Linked DNA regions of Mus musculus: region 1 is linked to region 2. A link is a loop called in an ENCODE intact Hi-C map of the cell type or tissue named here. Cell type or tissue: left cerebral cortex. All regions are shown on one strand. Each heading gives the region's core, and the rest is flanking DNA. Links, peaks and the distances in the headings are about the cores only.

The links. Hi-C counts contacts between places; a loop is a spot of excess contacts. Peaks named below come from ENCODE experiments on the same cell type or tissue, not always from the same donor. Only the 100,000 strongest peaks of a DNase experiment are listed, where the experiment ranks them.
Region 1: it touches region 2 in a loop (5-fold over the local background); 2 of 42 quality-filtered maps call a loop at or near these places.

The regions. Positions count from the first base shown.
Region 1 is chr19:49,738,538-49,743,924 of GRCm38, reverse strand. No RefSeq gene overlaps it. Among named protein-coding and RNA genes, the nearest start is that of Gm26629, 940 kb to the left of the region's middle. In left cerebral cortex, for the core only: a CTCF peak has its summit at 2,465 (motif pointing right); a DNase peak (open chromatin) is centred at 2,677; H3K4me3 peaks cover 229 bases.
Region 2 is chr19:49,279,966-49,285,352 of GRCm38, reverse strand. No RefSeq gene overlaps it. Among named protein-coding and RNA genes, the nearest start is that of Sorcs3, 1.1 Mb to the right of the region's middle. In left cerebral cortex, for the core only: no CTCF peak of the experiment used is centred there; a DNase peak (open chromatin) is centred at 2,294.

The sequences.
Region 1 (5,387 bases), core at 252-5,251, 460 kb before region 2:
AATCTTAGGTTAGGAATATTAGTGGTTATTCTAGTATTTCATCCAAGCTAGCTGTGCTGGCTACGTTTATGTCAACTTTACAGAAACTATAGTCATGTGAGAAAATACTTCCATACGGTTGGGTTGTACTTACACCTGTACAACCTTTTCTTAATTCATGATCAATATGTGTGTGGGGTGGGGGAACACAGCCCACTGTGCATGATTCTACCACTGAAGCTGGTAGCTTAGATTCTGTAAGAAATTAGTCTGAGTAAGCCATAACAAGCAAGCAGCAGCTCTCCATGGCCTCTGCATCAGCTCGTGCCTCCAAGTTCCTACCCTGATTGTGTTACTGTCCTGACTTCTTTCAATGATGAACACTGATATGAAAGTGTAAGCTAAATAAGCCTTGTCTTCCTCCGTTTGCTTTTGGTCATGGTGTCTCATCCCAGCAATAGTAACCTTGACAAGGACATCAAAAGTGGAACTTTATTGCTGGCATTTGAAGAAAAATATGAAGATTGAAATAGATAGATAAATCTATGTAGTTTGATACCAGCTATGTTTCAAGAATAAAACTCCATTCTGTAAAACCTGGATTTAAACACTACTTTCTGTAATGGCAACATACGCCTCAGCTACTCATAAAATTTCTGCTGCCCTAAGCATATAATTATTTAAATAACCTAGCAGCATTCTCTATTAGAATTTGAGTAGACCCCTTCTGCAGAGGATGTCGTTTTCTCTGGCTCAAGGGTGGCCTCTCAAAGTTTACTCCCTCTTCCATGGAGTTACTTGCTCTGCCTCAACTTCTTGACAGTATATTTTATGGCTCTAACATTTGGCTACACATGGTGATATACATGCACACTAGTCTTCTCCAGCGAAGAAGAACTTCAGGAAAGACCTGCCACACTCCAAACTTGTTGTGGCTGGCCAGCAGCTCGCAAGGAATGGTTCTACTGAGATGGCAACTCGGGCTGAAAGAGAAGAACTAGACGGGCAGAAGAAAGAACTAAGCCAAGTCAAAAGTCTGATCAAAACTCAATTTTACTCTTCGGAACAGCAAGGCGGCAGGTTCCAGCAGTGGGCGTGGCAGAAAGAATGAGCAGGAAGCTCCACCCCTGAGCAAGCAGGTTTCAGGCTGGGGGAGGAGAGACTACACAAACTCCTCTTAAATATAACTTCAAAATACTTAAGGGGCATTGTTTAGTTGGCCCTAGGATGGGTGTTCGGAAAGATGTTGAAAAAGCTGAGCATGTAATCCCTATTCCCAACCATAGTGGGAGACCACAGGAACACGTGTAAAACCATTAGAGGGCAAGCATGACATTATGTAATTAAGGGTTTAATTATGTAGACAAAATTATATGGGATGTAAATGGAAGGAGATTGATGGCTGTGAAGGGATGAAGGATCAGTTCCTGGGAGAAAAATGTGCAGAGGCAGAAAAGAACTAACAGGATGACTGGACAATGTTCCTTACCCAAGGCAGCTGCTGTGAGATTTCTAGGTAATATGTCCCCCCTGTGCTTCCCAGGACTGAGAGGACCTGGAGCACACGTATTAGAGACAAGCACTACGGCATCCAGTTTACAGGGAAGCAGCCATGTATAGCTGCAGGGGTTTCATCTCATTTTTTTGGTGGTGGGGGGGAAGGTCATCTGATTTTACACATTCTCCCTTTGTGATGTGCATAATCATTCATAAGCCAGAATGCCATCGATTTACTTATAACTACTAAAAAGACCTTGTAACCAAGTAATTTCCACTAGAAAAATCAGAACAGCTGTATGTTGAGAGGAAAGCGAAGGCTCTAGGGGAACAAGTATTGAACAGTTATAGATGCGAGTGGTAATTCTAGAATTAATTTGGAAATATTTTGAAACTTTTATTTCTTTTCAGTTTACCATCATGTAATCAAGTACAGTGAGTATCTTATAGAGTATGAAACTGGTCGCAACTTAGGTGTGCCCAGAACTGTGATGCGGTCCTTTCAGCATTGTTGCTAGGTCTTCAGTATCATGAATGGGATACCGCCATTAACAGAAAACGCTGCAGGGGTGTTGTGCTGCTTTAGTGTCTACATATCTGAGCATCGCTACCTGCACATGAGCATCGCTACCTGCACATGAGCATCGCTACCTGCACATGAGCAACATGAATTACATAAGCAAAATGTCAAGGCAGAAAGTAAAGAGTATTTATATCCCAATAAATCATTATTATATCATATCTATATAGATATAGAGATGTTTGTATTTACATATTGTATAAAGTATTTTTCACCTGTACATAAATAAAAGCTGATTTTCCTGTAATTATGAGTGAATGTATATCACTTTCTTTTATCTCTTAGACAATGGTGTCTCAGCAAAAATAAAGAAATATTTGGATTGTCAAGCTTAATATAAGAGATCAGTCCCTCATAAAAAATTAGGTTGTGTATGTAAAATAGTTTTCTCCAGTAACCTTTACTATCTTCGACCACAAGGTGGCAATCTCTAGATATGTGTAAATTCAAAAATTTTTTTTTTCTTTTATAATAATGCTTCAAAATAAAATCCTTCCCTGACCAACCTCCATGGTTAACAGCCCTCCTAAAAAGCCCTGTGAGCTTACAGATGCAGCTTGGAAAACAGAGTGGTCGATTTGTCACAGATCACTAACGAGGCGTCACTGTTCGTATTCTAAGTGTGGAACGTTCTCGATTCTGGTTCAGTCAATTTAGGTCTAATTGTGTTCCCAGGTATGTCAAGAGAGCAAATTGTTCACAGAGAGTCCGATTAGTCTCAAAGTTCAGCTCCTCTGTTGATGATTGTTTCATAGGAATCCCATACTCCATCCTTGAGGGTGTTTGTGCACAAAAAAAGTTTGCAAGCATCCTGACTGTTGTGACTATATCTCTCAAATTGATCCTGACTTAAATAATTACAAATAGTCTACTTATAACATTAGACATTTTCCCCAAGATCCCGCTCCAATTTCTGGAGAAGAAACACATATTTAAAGGCAGACACTACCTATTTCATATCCAAGTGTGTGCAGAGTCAGCCAGAGAGCACAAAGCTCAGTATCCAAGTTCAATATTGACCCTGGGAACTTTCTATTCATGGGAGAGAGGATGATACAAAGTTAGTCTTCTGGCACCTGGGTCTTAGAAACTATCAACTTAACAGCGTCTCCTGCTGGCTTTGTAGCTGTCTCAGACAAGTGATACACCTTTGGACAAGGCATTTTCTTTGAACTCTCAAAAACACAGTCTCATAAAGTCTTTATTTGGGTTCTTCCAAAGGAATTTTGTAAATCCTCTTTTTTGTCTAGGGTAATGTTTTCTCAGGCTGTGGCCTCTTTAGCGATCGCATACCAGCTATCCTTCATGTCAGATATTTACATTACTGTTCACAACAGTAGTAAAATTACAGTTATAAAATAGCAAAAAAACTTTATAGTTACAGAGTCAGCTCAACATGAGGTACTGTCTGTATTAAAGAACTATAGCATGAGGATGGTAGAAAAGTAGAAAAATGGGATTTTGTTTGTTTATTTGTTTTTATGAAGGTAAGTGTATATGTGCATATATATATATATATGCACACACACACAATCATGTGTGCACACATATGCACATACACATATATACACATACATGTGTACACGCATACCTACACACATAATAATACACTAGCAAAATGGATGAAATTCTTTAAAGAGACCTGCTGAGATTCTCTACCTCTCTCTCATCTGCTATGTTCATAATAGAGAAATAACTGGTGGTCACTGTGGCAGGCGGGTGTAAGGTAGAGTAGATGATTGCATATTCTGCCTTTTATTTAAGTACAGATAAAGCTGCAATAAAGCCTTATATTAATATGGATGACACAGCTCCGTTGTATTTTAAAACATTCCCGCAGCATGTGGAGCCACTGATTAAAACGTCCATGCAGAGCCCTTGTGTAAAACAAACGAGCTGAATCCGAAAGAGGAGGAGCCTATCTATGTGCTTCCCAGATACAGAGGATGGAAATGAGAAGTGAATGACAAGGCCTGGCAAAAATATTAAATAAGTTAAACAATTAACTTAAAAATATAGCAGGCAGAGAAGCAGCATATAAAATGCTCAGACAACAACCAGTTGTTCCCCCTGTTATTAGTGTAGAAACCATGGCTGTGAGGGATTATGGGCTTGCAAAGCTGAAGGGATGCAATCAAAGGGGTGGGAATTCTCCCGGGGAGCACCTTTAGTGCACATGATATTGTGAAAGGCAGTACAGCCCCGGCATAAATAATCTAAGTGCAAGTACACCTGATCGACATTTGCAGGCAGTAATGTGAGTGGAGAGTAAACAGAGGGACTTGATTTGATTTCAGACGAGGAGCGAATCTGATAAAATAAAACAGAGACCATGATGGAAAGGTCAAATTGGAGAACGCGGGCTATACTCAGAAGGAAATGAGGATGGAGAGATGGAGCTGAGAGAGGAATAAAGACAAAACCACCGAGGAGGGAAATGCATTACACTCCAAGCTCCTGCTGTGCATAAGGAATGCATGCCACAGGATCTCAGGGGGTAAGGAACATGCTACACAGCTGTCCTTTACCAAGGACCTCACACTCTCCTCAGGGAGAAAAGGCAGATGCATACTAAAGAGTTAGATTTAATACAGATACTAACAAGACAAGACAACACAACAAAACGCCAGGAAAAACTACCAAGATAGATCTAATTATTCTAACTAATGATCTGCACAGACATGAGAAGGAAGAAAATAATTCACCGCTACTTCTTAGACGAAGATTGATCTTTATACATATATTTGACTTCTGAAAATAAGATGTGGATTAACATGACTTGCAGTAAAATGACATGGACCTAGAAGTGAATTAGTCTCAGCGACTGTAGTTTTCCAAAATGTAAGCTTCAGTCTTTGAGCTCAGAGATTGAAGGGTACAGCAGCTTTGTCTAATGGCTCAGCCAATTAATCTCTCCAAGTCCTTTACTTGTAAATGTTGTTTTGCTGATTAACAAACAAGAAAGCCACTGCAGGACAAAAGCAATCTTTACCCATTAATGAATTTAGTTTAAATACCAAAGTATTTTAAATTGATCTTTGGATCCCATGTTTAAAAAAAAAAATCAATCATTAGATTGAAAAATAACTCTTTCCCAAGGCCATTTGATATGTAAAATAGCTTGTGACACTTAAAAGCCTTTATAACATTTTCTTAGAAATTATTCCTTCAAATAATTTTTTTATTAATTTAGGCTGTGGAAATTTCATTTTTCTAAGATATAATTATTTAAGGCTCATTTATTAAAGAATTTCTAAGAGCTTGTACAGTAGTGATATTGATGATGATGGTCATGATGGTGGTGGTGGTGATGGTAGTGATGATGGTGAGG
Region 2 (5,387 bases), core at 273-5,272:
TAAAAAGAAAGAATTTATGAAATCCCTAGGCAAATGGATGGACCTGGAGGGCATCATCCTGAGTGAGGCAACCCAATCACTACTACTCTGTGTAGTAAAAATGATATTTTATTCTGTCTTTCAGTAGATGTTTCTAAACAAAAACAGATAGTTCTCCATAATAGTGCACATCCAGAGACATTTGATGAGTAGATCTATAGTTAACCCACATTTTGTGAAATGTGTTTCTTTGGGCTGGAGGGGAGATACAGAAGCGAGTATAGGTTCAGTGACATCCCACAGGGAAGTTTAGGTAGAGGATTTAAATTTTAAAAAGATACAAGGGGAGTTACAATGTTTAAATTTGCTAAAGCAATGGATTACATGGATAGCAAATCCAGATACCAGATGATAAATCCGTATAAAAATTTCCCTCACCTGATTCCTTAGAGTTGCATAAAAAGATGACTGTAGAAAAGATGGTGGTGTCTTCTGTCTGGAAATAGAAGGTGTAGTCTCAGAGATACAACTGAAGTAATGGAGAATTTGAGGACTAGGGACAGGTTTGGACTTGTGGGGTGCTAGGTAGTTGCAGGAGATGTTTATGGGACATGGAAAGAGATGACACAGGAGAGGCATAGATTATACAGAAACATGGGAGCCTGGATACAGCCCCCCCCCCAAAAGCCATCACAAGTTCTCAAAATCCATTTAATACATGCTAATGGTTTAATGCCAACAGTACTTGATTTAACCCAGTAATGCCATCCTCCCATATGTATTTTGCATGGCCCTGCGTGGGGGGCTTTCAATATTTAACTGTATATGGTGTTCTGCATCAGCCATGTTCAAAGCTAGCTAAAATGTCATCACCATTTCTAGGTGCTGAATCCTAGTGAAAGTTTCACCACAAGACTCATGACTGATGCACATGGAAGAAGTCTCTGTGAGGACAACAGCATCAACGCTTCCTTGGGAAAAGACACAAGCAACATGTAGGAGGTCCCTCTCAAGCCAGCCAGAGATGGTAGAAAAACATAATTGTGAACAGTGAATCGCCTTAGTCTCTGCAATGAGCTACTCTATGTTTTGAATTCTTTACCTGCCTTAGTTCAGTTTTCAGAATTACCCATGAGATTCTAATGATTATATGATTACCTTCCATATCCCACACCTGGAAACAGATACATCGAAGGCTAGGGGCTTATACAACAGGAGACAAAACACATATTCTAAATCTTCGTTCTAAATTCATTCCTGAGCAACTCAGGGTTCGGAGATCAAAAAAAAATTCAAATCCGCACACAAACAGAAAGGGTGTTCCAAAACATTGAACCTGTCTACTTATTTTTTTTTCTTGTTCATAATCGGTATCTGCTAGTTTGTATTGACCAAGTATCAAAAATAGAATAAAGAACAAGGTAAGAGTTGTAGAATTATAACACACACACACACACACACATAGACAGACACACACACACACACATACACACACACACACACACACACACACACACACACACTAGAACTCCAAGACCTTGATGTAAACTTGGTACCAAGTGAGGTGAGGTGAACAGTTACTGGGTTTGTTCAGTGCCTGGTTTCAGTCACTTGAGAGTCTGGAACAGTGAGTTGTCCAACTGAGATTTGGTTTTGTAAAGAGCATCCCGGAAGGATTTTGTAAAGACAATAGTCACCTTAACGTGGGTGACATGTGCCTGAGACCACTAGAAGTGGCTGGATTTGCTAAAAGAATGGGGAATAAAAAGCATGAAGCACAGCAGTTAGGGCGTAAGTAATCGAACACTGCACATGAGAAGCAGAATTGAAATCAAACCTGTGGTCCCTGACTCTTTACCCACGGTACTGGCTCACAGTACTCCATGGTGGTAGATGCCGTGAGCATCTAAACACTTCTCATACAAACTCAGTGTAAATGCTTAGCTGAAGTTGCCTGTTTGGGCTAAGCACTGTGTGGATTCTGTGCTCCCTTAAGAACCTCAGCCTTTCCTTTAGAATCAGAGTGAAAGTAGACCCAGCCTAAAAGCCTCAGAGGGAGCCTCACTTTCACCCTCACACCTTGGGACCCCGGGGGGCGGGGCGGGAGGGGGGGAGACTCCTGGATTTGACCCATAGGTAGCAGACAATTTAAATTCCTTCCTTTCTGGGATAGGAGGGACAGAATTTTTCTTAGTTAAGCTCCTGGCTTGGTAAACTGGTTTTGAGGAGAAACATAATGCATCAGTTGGAGTTGAGGTGTGAACGCAGCAATCCTGAGAGCAGCGGCTGCTTTCCGAGGACCAAAATAGCTTTTGCATAATGCTCTTGCTCAGGCTAGACAGTTTTCATTTGTTCATCTTGTCTTCATCTGGTGCCATCTCTCTTCATGTCCTCGGAGATTCTCAAAGCACAGAATGTGATCTTAGCGAGGCTTTTCAAGGCAGCTTTGGACAGACATCATTGTTCTCAGGGAAGATACAGTGCAGTCAGTCTCCTTACTGAAGCCCTGCATGAACAAAGAACCCAGTCTCGCTTCCAGGGCCTGGGGTCCCACTTCCATTCAACCAACCAGCACATTCCCTATCAGGAAAAAAAAAAAAAAAAAAAAAAAAAAAAAAAAAAAAAAAAGCATCACTAAGCCAAACGCATCCAATCAAAGCCCAGATCCATTCCACACATGTTAGAATGTGAATCTATTATCCGTAATAACCTTTTGAATCTTCATTTCTTATGGCTCCAAGAGTAATGGTGATTTTCCCCACTCAGTTCTTAACTAATGCCACATTTATTAGTGTGCCATTACTGGGGTAATAGCCGGTGGAAAAGAATGGAGGTGTTTTATTTCTCATCTTTCACTCGCTCTCCTTGATGGTGAACACAGAGCTCAATTAAAAGAACATTTTTATGTGCCAGAGAGGACAATGGTGTCTGTAGGACCCCTTCAACGAACAAACAGCCCTGGGCAGTGACCTTCTCTTTCATCAGAAGACTCTTCCCCAAGGATCGTTTATATTTTGTGATATTACACTTCTGGGAAGTACTGCAACTTGGCCAGGGTTTCTTTCTTTTCTTTTTTTTTTTTTTTTAGGAGGAATAGACTCAGCTTCAGTGCATCTAACACCAGGTACCGGCTTTAGCCATATTCTGCTGTGTCCAATAAGTCCTCACCATTGTTAAAAAAGAAGGAAGAGAGGGAAGCCCTGTGCCATACACTGACTAGTTAAAGGCTTTAAAAATTACCCCCTACAGAACATACAACAGTAACGAAAATTTTACAAAATAAGTCGAAATGGCATCGACCGCTATTTATGTGAGGGCACTGCCCTCTGCACCAAGTCCAACCGAAGCCAGGGCTGCTTGTCTCTGTCTGCACAAACCGGGAATGGAGGCAGATGGAGAGACCTTGGCATGTTTGTACTGTCCTGGCTTCTTTGAGAATACAGGAATACTGATAGACTTGGAGAGAGAGGAATGGGGAAGGAAAGGCAGAGATGGCTTATTTGTACATATAAGCTTATCCTGGGGCTCAGACAGGGAGGAACCTAGCATGGTATTGGTATACAGAGTCTACTAGGGTAAGTGCAAACCAGATGGCCAAGAGGCAGATTTCTAGAGGGGAATGGAATGGAGAAGAATTTTGTGAACAAGCACATATGTCTTAAAAAGGAGATTTCCATCACCTATGCATTTTTCCATCCACTAATATTGTAACCCTGAATAAGTAACTTGACCTGAGTTCCAGAGTCCTGATCAATAATAAAAGCTCCTAAGTTGCAGAGTGTTTGTGTTAATTAAATACTGTATTAGTGTAAGAAATGAAACCTTGGGTCTAGCATGTTGTAAGCCTTTGATAAATGCCAGGGCCCAGCATTGACATGCCCACCATTATAATAATGCATTCAAAGTTTGAACTAATGTCCACTTTGTGGACGTGAAGGAGAAAGGAAAGGAAGGATAGATATAATGGAGACAAAAAGCCTTGAGAGAGAACAAACAGTCCATTTAAACAATCGGAAAGTGACCCCATGAACAAGAGCAACCCTGTGGCTCTTGTCCAACCTCTTGATAGATTGTTTTACTCATCCAGTTCCCTGGACCTTAGAGGTCACATAGAAAAAAAATAATTTTTAAGATGGTATTTCTGTCTCTCATATTCTATTTCCATCTCCAGAATCGATAAGGAGTAAAGCACTAAGAGGTTCCAGGAAGTCTCATCTCCCAGCGTCTCTAAGTCAACAGCTCGTCATTAAGAGAGGGCCGTGGTTCTATTGACATCCCAAGCAGTAAGAAACACTCAAAAGGAAAGGGACTCCCAGCCTTGTATTCCTCACAAAAGGTGGAGGGAGGCTTCAGATTCAGGCAAAGACGTAATGAACTAGACAGACTCAGCTTCGAGTGGAGAGAGAAAAGAAATCACTGTCAGTGGGAAGCCATGCCTCTCTGAGGAAAACTCCCTCACTTTCTAAGTCTCGGGTCTTTGTGTGTAAAGGAGAAGATATTAAGATAGAGAAAACAAGGCTGTGGTTTCTTAGTTTCCGTTCCTGTTGTGGTGATAGGATACTCTGCAAAGCAGCTCAAGGCGAAGGAAGGAAGGAACAGGTTCACCCTCTCTGACTTGCAGGTCCAGGACACAGTCCATCTCGGCAGAGAAATCATGGCACCAGAGGCTTGACAGGGCTGATCCCACTGTGTCTGTCTTCAGCCAGAAAGCAGGGCATGAAGAAAGCATGCTGCTTTTTCCTGTCCTCACCCTTACCATGCAGGACCCCACGTCTGAGAAGTGGTCCAACCCACAATTAAGATAGGTCTTCCCCATATGAGTCAATATAATAAAAATACACCTCCCCTCACACACACAGAGAAGTGCTTGCAGGCTATATCCTTCTCAGGCATTTCCAGGCTCTTTCATGTTGACAATTTACAGTGGCCATCACAAGCAGTCTCTGTGGCAGACAGAAATAAACTCTAACTACCCTTTTATAGCAGCTTCTAGCTGCATGGGGATAGCACGGGGAGGGCATTTGCACAAAGGAGCCCTGCTTTGTTCCACTTGCTGCTATGAAAATTACTGCAAACAGAGTGGCTTTAAACATTGCAAATGTACTTTCTTGTAGTTTGAGAGGTTAGACATCTAAAATGAGGTTCACTCAGTGAGGTCAAGATGTAGGCAGGGCTACTCCCTCTGCAGGCCTTGGTCTCAACTTGTTTCTGTTTCTTTCCTTCATTCTGGTTGTCGCCTGTATCCCTGCACAATTCCTCCCTGAATTGTTCTGACCACTTCCATGGTTGTGTGCCTACTTCTGATATTAAGTGTCTTTCTGCAGCCCAATTAAGATAACACTTGAGCTTACGTTTGGATTCCACTCAGATAATCCAGAACAATCTCTATAGATCAGGGTCCTTAATCT